Linked DNA regions of Homo sapiens: all the other regions are linked to region 3. A link is an interaction called in ENCODE POLR2A ChIA-PET data of the cell type or tissue named here. Cell type or tissue: MCF 10A. All regions are shown on one strand. Region 1 overlaps RNF212B (ring finger protein 212B). Region 2 overlaps SLC7A8 (solute carrier family 7 member 8). Region 3 overlaps ACIN1 (apoptotic chromatin condensation inducer 1).

What was found. ChIA-PET counts read pairs that join two places held together with the same protein. Peaks named below come from ENCODE experiments on the same cell type or tissue, not always from the same donor. Only the 100,000 strongest peaks of a DNase experiment are listed, where the experiment ranks them.
Region 1: POLR2A ChIA-PET joins it to region 3 with 5 read pairs; 2 of 35 experiments call an interaction of 5 or more read pairs at or near these places.
Region 2: POLR2A ChIA-PET joins it to region 3 with 5 read pairs; 7 of 35 experiments call an interaction of 5 or more read pairs at or near these places.

Annotation. Positions count from the first base shown.
Region 1 is chr14:23,267,692-23,270,191 of GRCh38, forward strand. RNF212B (ring finger protein 212B) reads left to right here. Exons shown (of 15, transcript NM_001282322.3): 12 at 1,233-1,272; 13 at 2,172-2,269. Among named protein-coding and RNA genes, the nearest start is that of HOMEZ, 17 kb to the right of the region's middle. In MCF 10A, no CTCF peak of the experiment used is centred here; no DNase peak of the experiment used is centred here.
Region 2 is chr14:23,136,477-23,138,976 of GRCh38, forward strand. SLC7A8 (solute carrier family 7 member 8) reads right to left here. Exons shown (of 11, transcript NM_012244.4): 7 at 1,445-1,548. Among named protein-coding and RNA genes, the nearest start is that of CEBPE, 18 kb to the left of the region's middle. RefSeq lists a silencer at 1,124-1,418. In MCF 10A, no CTCF peak of the experiment used is centred here; a DNase peak (open chromatin) is centred at 1,095.
Region 3 is chr14:23,061,165-23,063,664 of GRCh38, forward strand. It overlaps ACIN1 (apoptotic chromatin condensation inducer 1), which reads right to left. Exons shown (of 19, transcript NM_001386863.1): 13 at 2,272-2,413; 14 at 1,765-1,910; 15 at 1,252-1,359; 16 at 1,004-1,111; 17 at 134-458; 18 at 1-20. Among named protein-coding and RNA genes, the nearest start is that of CDH24, 4.9 kb to the left of the region's middle. RefSeq lists an enhancer at 472-1,671. In MCF 10A, no CTCF peak of the experiment used is centred here; a DNase peak (open chromatin) is centred at 1,047.

The sequences.
Region 1 (2,500 bases), 210 kb after region 3:
GTGCTGAGGATTACAGGCATGAGCCACTGTGCCTGGCCCAACAATTTTGTCTTAAAGTCTATTTTGTCTGATATTAGTATAGCCACTCTTTTGTTCCTTGTTTTTTGCATGGAATATATTTTTTCATCCTTCTCCTTTCAACCTATATGCATCTTTGAATCCAAAGTGAGTATCTTGTAGACTGTGCATAGTTGGACTTGTTTTTTCTTTCATCTGTTCTGCCAGTTTCTGCCTTTTAATTCATTTACATTTAATGTAATTACAGATAAGGAAGGACTGACTTCTGCATTTTGTTATTTGTTTTCTATATGTCATGCTTTTTGGTTAGCCTTTTGTTTGTCCCAGCTGATATTTATCTCCTTAGGCAGCCAAACAAGTGCTTCTAATTGTTTTCATCAGACTGGAGAAAGGTTTTTCTGCACTTGGTAAGCTCTGAGCTCCAAGTCCTGGTGAACTTGAGCTCCAAGTCCTGGTGCTGTCAAATTAAGACAACCTTGAAAGTGGGGTCTTCCAGGGAACCACTAGACAGGTCAAATAATGACAGTTCTCTGGGAATGAATCCTTCAAAAAGCTCCAACCCTGTTCCATCCCCTCTAGTGACTGCCAGACTGTTGGGTTTCATCATGAGCATGCCCTGTTGGTTTTCAAGGCTATCATGGAGGTGGAGAAGGAGAAATGGCAATAGAGCAAGTTAAAATGCCACAAACCTTGCTGTTTTTACTAACATTTTGCTATTTTTCTTGAATAAACATTCTCCAGATTACTACAAGCCCTTTGTTAATTTTCAGATTTCTGAAAAAGTTGATTCTGACCATTATGCCAATTTTCTCATTGCTTTTATGGAGGAGGAAATTTTTGGAGGTCTTTGCTCTGCCATTTTTGTTGATGTCACTCCTAGCTAATTTTTGTTGATGTCACTCCTAGCTAATTTTTGTCTTTACCCATTCTTTCTGGTGATTTCCATCTTAGAGGGGAAACCAAGGCACAGATACATGAGAGCACATGAAGGCAGTGAGGGATCTCAGCCCACAGACTCATGAAAGGGAGAGGAAAGCACCTATAAGAGATACTGCTATGTGATTTGTGAGCTTTTTCACTTGGCATTAGCCCCCAACCCTAACCCATATACTAAAAATCTTTTATCTCCATTTCCTTTGCCCTGGCCCCAAGTATACCTGAATCTCTTCTCCAGTTCATGGATTATCTCACAGGCTTATTTTTATGCTTTCCAGAAACCCCTTCACCGGCTTCAACTCATAGCCTATCTTATAGGTCAGTAACACTATGCTTCCTTTTTCTTGGGATGTGTTCATACTTAAACTCTGCCAGCAGGCTGGGTGCGGTGGCTCACGCCTGTAATCCCAGCACTTTGGGAGGCCGAGGAGGGTGGATCACTTGAGGTCAGGAGTTTGAGACCAGTATGGCCAACATGGCGAAACCCTGTCTCTACTAAAAATAAAAAATTAGCCGGGAGCGGTGTCACGTGCCTGTAATCCCAGCTACTCGGGAGGTTGAGGCAGGAGAATTGCTGAATCCAGGAGGCGGAGGTTGCAGTGAGCTGACATGGTGTCACTGCCCTCCAGCCTGGGTGACAGAGTGAGACTCCGTCTCAAAAAACAAACAAAAAAACAAAACTCTGCCAGCAGTCCTGGGATTACTTCTCCACTGGCTTGTACCACCGAAGTTTACAATGTGCCTTATAAGCAAAAAAGAAAGCTGGATAGCACTGTGTTTAATATACATCCAAATTACTGTATTTTGGCCCGGTAGTGGCTCCCACCTGTAATCCTAGCACTTCGGGAGGCTAAGGTGGGAGGATTGCTTAAGCCCAGGTGTTGGAGACCAGGCTGAGCAACAAAGTGAGACCTAATTACCCGGGCTTGGTGGGTGTATGCTTGTGGTCCCAGCTACTTGGGAGACTAAGACAGGAGGATCACTTGAGTTTAGGAAGTCAAGGCTGCAGTGAGCCATGATCATACTACTGCACTCCAACCTGGGCAACAGAGTGAGACCCTGTCTCAAAAAAAAAAAAAGAAAAAATTATCATCAGTTGCAAGCAGGGAATTTTTTCCTCTCTGGCCTAGCTGTATAGGCTCTTCCATTACATATGCTTTTTATTTTTACCTTTACCTGTCCTTTTCTCTGCTGATGCTTTTATTTGCTTTCCTTAGAACTTCATCTGCCTCCTCTGGACAGGGGATTTTTTCTTTCAGACCATCCCCAAATGGGCATTCAGGCCACACAAGAGTCCTCACCCCCAACAATTTTGGTAAGTTAAATAACATTTCCAAAGGAATGGAGCTTCAACTATAGACACATATACTAAAATGAAGATTTTCAAGATGACAAGATGTTGAGGTTTGCCCCCCAAAGAGCATTGTCTCTAGTTGGCTCCTTAATATTCTTTAAGAGCCATCCCATTTTCTTCAGAGTGAAGGGAAACTCTGGATTTTGCCTGGTTAGCACTCATCCTGTCACCAGTCGAGTCCTACTATTTAGC
Region 2 (2,500 bases), 75 kb after region 3:
TTAAGCATAACACACATCCACACACTCTGACTCTTCAGGAAGGATCATCCTCTCCCTACCCGAGAACACAAAGGAGTGACAGAGAGATAAAGAAGGAGGGAAGGAGAAGGAAGGAAGAAGGAACTGGAAAGATGAGCAGGGGAGGCCTGGGTGGGTGAGGTCTGGCCTCTGAATCGGAGGTGGAGCACACCATGCGCCACCGTTTCCTGCATGCACACACGACTAGACCACATGCACGCAGACCGCTGCTAGGCCTGCCTGAGGGACAAACCCCACTCTAAAGTGACTGTAGCCAGTCACTCTCCTCCAATAGATCTCAGGGAGCCTCACGGGTCACTGTTCCTCCACCGCTTGGCCTCGGCGGGGCCTCCGTGTGGCCACTGCTCCTGTGTAACATGCACACGAGGTTGCTGTGGGTGAGCGTCACAGGGTCCCGGGGTACAGGGGACACCCACACCACCTCTTTCCAGCCCTGGGTCCTAAAAACATTGCACTCCCTTGTTATTTCACAGGAACTCTTCCTGATGTGACGGCTTTGGAAGCAGCTGAACTCACGGACTCATCTTTGGAGCAGGACTGTACTTTCTGAGGGCAGGGGGTGCTTTCTAAGAACCTGGGAGGATCCCTTGAACCACACAAATGGAAGTCATTCAACATCTGCTAGCCTCAACAGCCCCTTCTGAAGACAGCAAAAGAAAGGGCCGGGTCCCTGGATGCATGGAGGCAGGACCTGGGACTCGTGGACCCGCTCGCACTTCTGGCTTCTGAGAGTGCTCTGGGGTGGGGGTCACGGATAAAAGGCTCTTTCTTTGGACAAATGTTTGCTTTCCACTTTTCCCCACCCTCTCACTTCACATTCTCCACCTGAGTCTCATGGGTGGCCTCAAAAAGGCCTCTACAGCCACCTCTCTGTTGAGCAGGGAGGAGCTCTGCATTCTTGGGGCAATCAGGGTGAAGCCATCCCACCTGCAGGCTAGTTCCAGAACATTCATGGGAGGCCAGACCCAGAGGCCCCAGGCACAAGTCTCCCTCTTGGTCCCTTTCCAAATGGGGTTCTTTTCTAGCCAGCAGCAGCCTGTTTACAGGTACAGGACTGCAGCCAAGATACTGCCTTGCTGCCAACCACAGCCACTGACTGGGGGCGGCGTCAGGCAGGCTGGCGGCCTCCTCTGTCTTCTGCTCCTTTTGAAATGAGACAGGCCACTACATGTGAAGCACCTAGGACCCGTATGCCACACACATCGCAGGTGACCACGTGAGCAGCACACACTCCTCAGCATCCACACTGACACACACGCCCTCATGTGAGCAGTCACCCCTCTGCAAGCCCAACATCCAGATGCCCACACAGACCCCTGCTGACAGAGACAAGCCCACCATATACAAATAGCAAAGTGCACAGCAGAGTGGCCCCTGGCCGGGGAAGGGCCCAGGCAGCACTCACCGAGAGGAGGTGAAGAGAGACCCATTAACTCCTCCAAATGTGGACAGGGCAACAGAAATGGGCATGATCCAGGCCATGACTCCTAGGAGCTTCTCTCCAAAAGTCTGGGAGAGGAACCAAGGAGATAAGCAAAGGAGAGGTCACCACTCCCCGACCCCTCAGCTCCCACTTCACTCTGGGAAACCGTTTCTCCTATCTCCACCCTTGCTAATTCTCTCTCGCCAAGCTTCTTAATTGCCCCCACCCTCTCAAGGGTGGACCCCTACACAGGGTGGTTAATGCATGTTTTAGGCTAATTAACTGAAGGAGGTAGTACACACTGGTAATAATAATAATGAACTAACACTTACTAATCTTGTTTTATGGGTGAGGAACTGAGTCACATAGTGATTAAGTAGCTTGCCTAAGATTACACACCCAGCGAGTGGAGGGGCCAGCATTGGAAGCCAGGTGGTGTGATCCAGGCCTTACATACATTATATGATTTCTCCAGCACAGGGAAGGGCACAGGCTTGTCAGGCAGATCTGTCAGGCAGATCCAGGCTCAAATCCTTGCCCTCCAGCTAGGAGCTGTGAGACCTTGAGCAAAGTTTATGATTTTTGAGCCTCTGTCTCCAACTGCAAAATAGGGATTAATCCAGAATCACAGGGTGAGAATTTCTCAATTCATCAAAACAGATGAGTTGGGGGTAAAATAATAGGAATGAGCCCCTCCTTAGTCTGAGAAAGAAAAGGCTGTGAAGCTATAGATGAATCTTCATGTATTTAAGGACTATACAATGCAGGAGACCAGCCTTTTCTATATTCCCTGAGCCAGGTTTACAGCACATTACCAAGGAGAGATTGTTCAGAATAGAAGGCTGTTGGTCATAAGAACAGGCTGCCCCAGGAGATGGGAGGACCTCTTTCTTTACAGTCTTTTGAGATAAGGCCAGTGAAGAGACTGGCAGGCTGGGTGGTGGCCCAGCCTGATGCCAGGTGAGGGAGCAAGGTGCCTCCCAGGTCCTTCTTAGATGTGAAGGATCCCAACCCCTTGCACCAGCATGGTCTCTTTCC
Region 3 (2,500 bases):
TGGTTCCTCCTGGGCTTTCTCTGAGGTGGAAAAAAGTGAACCAGATATGATGCATCTGACCCTCTGTCCCATCCCATCTGGGTCCCTTTCCCACCTACTAGTGGGTATGCGTACCCCATAGCTAAGTACCTACCTTTCTTCTCACTCTTCTTTTCTTTAGACTTCGCACGTTCCTTGCGGCGGCGGTCACGGGACCTTGATCGGGAACGGGGCCCTTCTCGAACTTTGTCCCGATCCCATTCACGCTCTGATCGAGTCCGCTCCCGCCGCTCCATTTCCCGTTCCCGTTCTGCCCACTGTTCCCGCACTGCCCGTTCCTGCTCCCGCTGCTCTGCCCGGGGGTGCTGTGGTGGCTGGACCGGGGGTGGGGGTGGGGGGTGCAGGGGCCGTGGTATTCCCTGCTCCTCTGTCTTAGTTTCAGAGGGACGGTCCACCAAGAGGCCTCGGTGATAATCCAGCTGTGGGGAGAGGAGGGACAAGGACAGTTAGGATAGAGGTGATATCACTCCCACTCAAGGAGCCAGGATGGCCGGGCGCGGTGGCTCACGCCTGTAATCCCAGCACTTTGGGAGGCCAAGGCGGTCAGATCACGAGGTCAGGAGACCGAGACCATCCTGGCTGACACGGTGAAACCCCGTCTCTACTGAAAATACAAAAAAATTAGCCGGGCGTGGTGGCGGGCGCCTGTAGTCCCAGCTATTCGGGAGGCTGAGGCAGGAGAATGGCGTGAACCCGGAAGGCGGAGCTTGCAGTGAGCTGAGATCGCGCCACTGCACTCCAGCCTGGGAGACAGCGAGACTCTGTCTCAAAAAAAAAAAAAAAAAAAAAAGGAGCCCAGGTACCACTTTGAAGCCCCATGGTACAATTAAAGGAACCAAAGCCAGGGAAGAAGAGAAAAGAACAGAAGCTCAGAGACTGCAGGTCTGGCAAGGATCTCAGCTGAAATCTAGCAGATAATGGCTTCCCCTGCCCCTCCTCTCTTTCCTCTCCCTAGGTTTCTTACCTCATCTTGCTCGGCATAGTCAGCACAAAGGAATTTGGGATTGGACTGGGGCCATTTGACCCCGTGCAGAGCTGTGCGGGTGGCAACAGCTTCCTCTACTGTTGAGTACTGGTGGAGGAAGGGAGAAGATGGAGGGTCACAGTGTGTCTGCAACCCTTCCCACGTGCTGCAACACCCTTAAACCTGCCCACACTGGTCACAAAAGGAAATATATGCCATGACCTATAGAATCAGCTTCTTCCCCTCACCGTTACAAAGCAATGAGATTTGATCTTGTCAATCCAGAAGGCCTCTTCCACCAAGGTTCCTGTGCGCCCCAACAACTCCTTTAGCTGGCCTAAAGTGAAAGGACGGACCTGCCAATGAAAATAGACTTTCAGGGTCTAGCAGAAGGCAAGACCACCACCCAATCTTTAGATTTCCCGAGCTGCTGTCACAGGAGTATAGTTTCAAGGTTTGGGGGAGGGCAGAGAGTTTAGGAACCTTGCAGTAAGAATGTGAGAAGAGTGGTGGTGCTTCCCAGCACTAATTGAGACGTTGTATGTGAGGCCTTCTGCAAGTCCTCAAAACAACCCTGCAGGGCAACAGCTTTTCCCCCTCATTTTTAGATGGGTAAATATGTTAAGTAACTCACTCAAGATCAGTGAGTAACTTAATCTATTGGTAGACCAGTTCAACTATGAGTGGAACCTAGGAGGCATAAGCCTAAAGCTCAAACTTAACCACTAAGCAAGCTGGGATGGTGAGAAACAATGACTTACCAAATTGGAGATATGGACAATGTTGCTAATCTTGCCCCGGGGTGGGGAGGGCACCTGGGCAGTTCGGACTGGGTCATCAATGGTAATGGAAACTCCGGACTTCTGCTGGCTAATGGAACGTCGAGTTAAGGTATCTCCTAAAGTCACTATCAAGAAGACCACAAGAACAGCTTTTGGTAGGAAGCAATACTGGCTCTTTTCACCCTCAATGTAACTCTCACGGTTCCCTTTCTTTTATACCAAGCAGCCACTCCTTAATCTAAACGTGCAGAGCACCTATAATCTGCAAAGTACTGTGCTAGGCTAACCTCCTCATCATGGAGATTCAAAGATTAAACAGAGTCAAATCTGGCCCTCAAGTAGCTTACTTAATATGTAGGAGAAAGATATGATATACGAAAAAATATAATGAAAGGCAGGAAACATTCAAAGCTTTCAGCGATCCAAATGAGGTGCTCTGAGAATTCAGGGAGCCGCATTACATTTCTCTCACAATATGTCACTCACCTTTCTTTACTTCATGCTCTGCAGGTGGGGGCAAGGCCACCTCTACTGACACCTGGGGAGGTACAGGAGGTTCTGCTTCAGGTTCCTTCTCTTCTTCCTCTTCTTCCCTCTGCCCATTCTCCTGGCCCTCTGCAGGTACTACCTATCAAGGTGTCAGAGAACACAGCAGGTCTGTTAAACACCAAACTGGCATATTCTTTTCAGCCTCTGGTTCCCCGGTAAGAGTAGC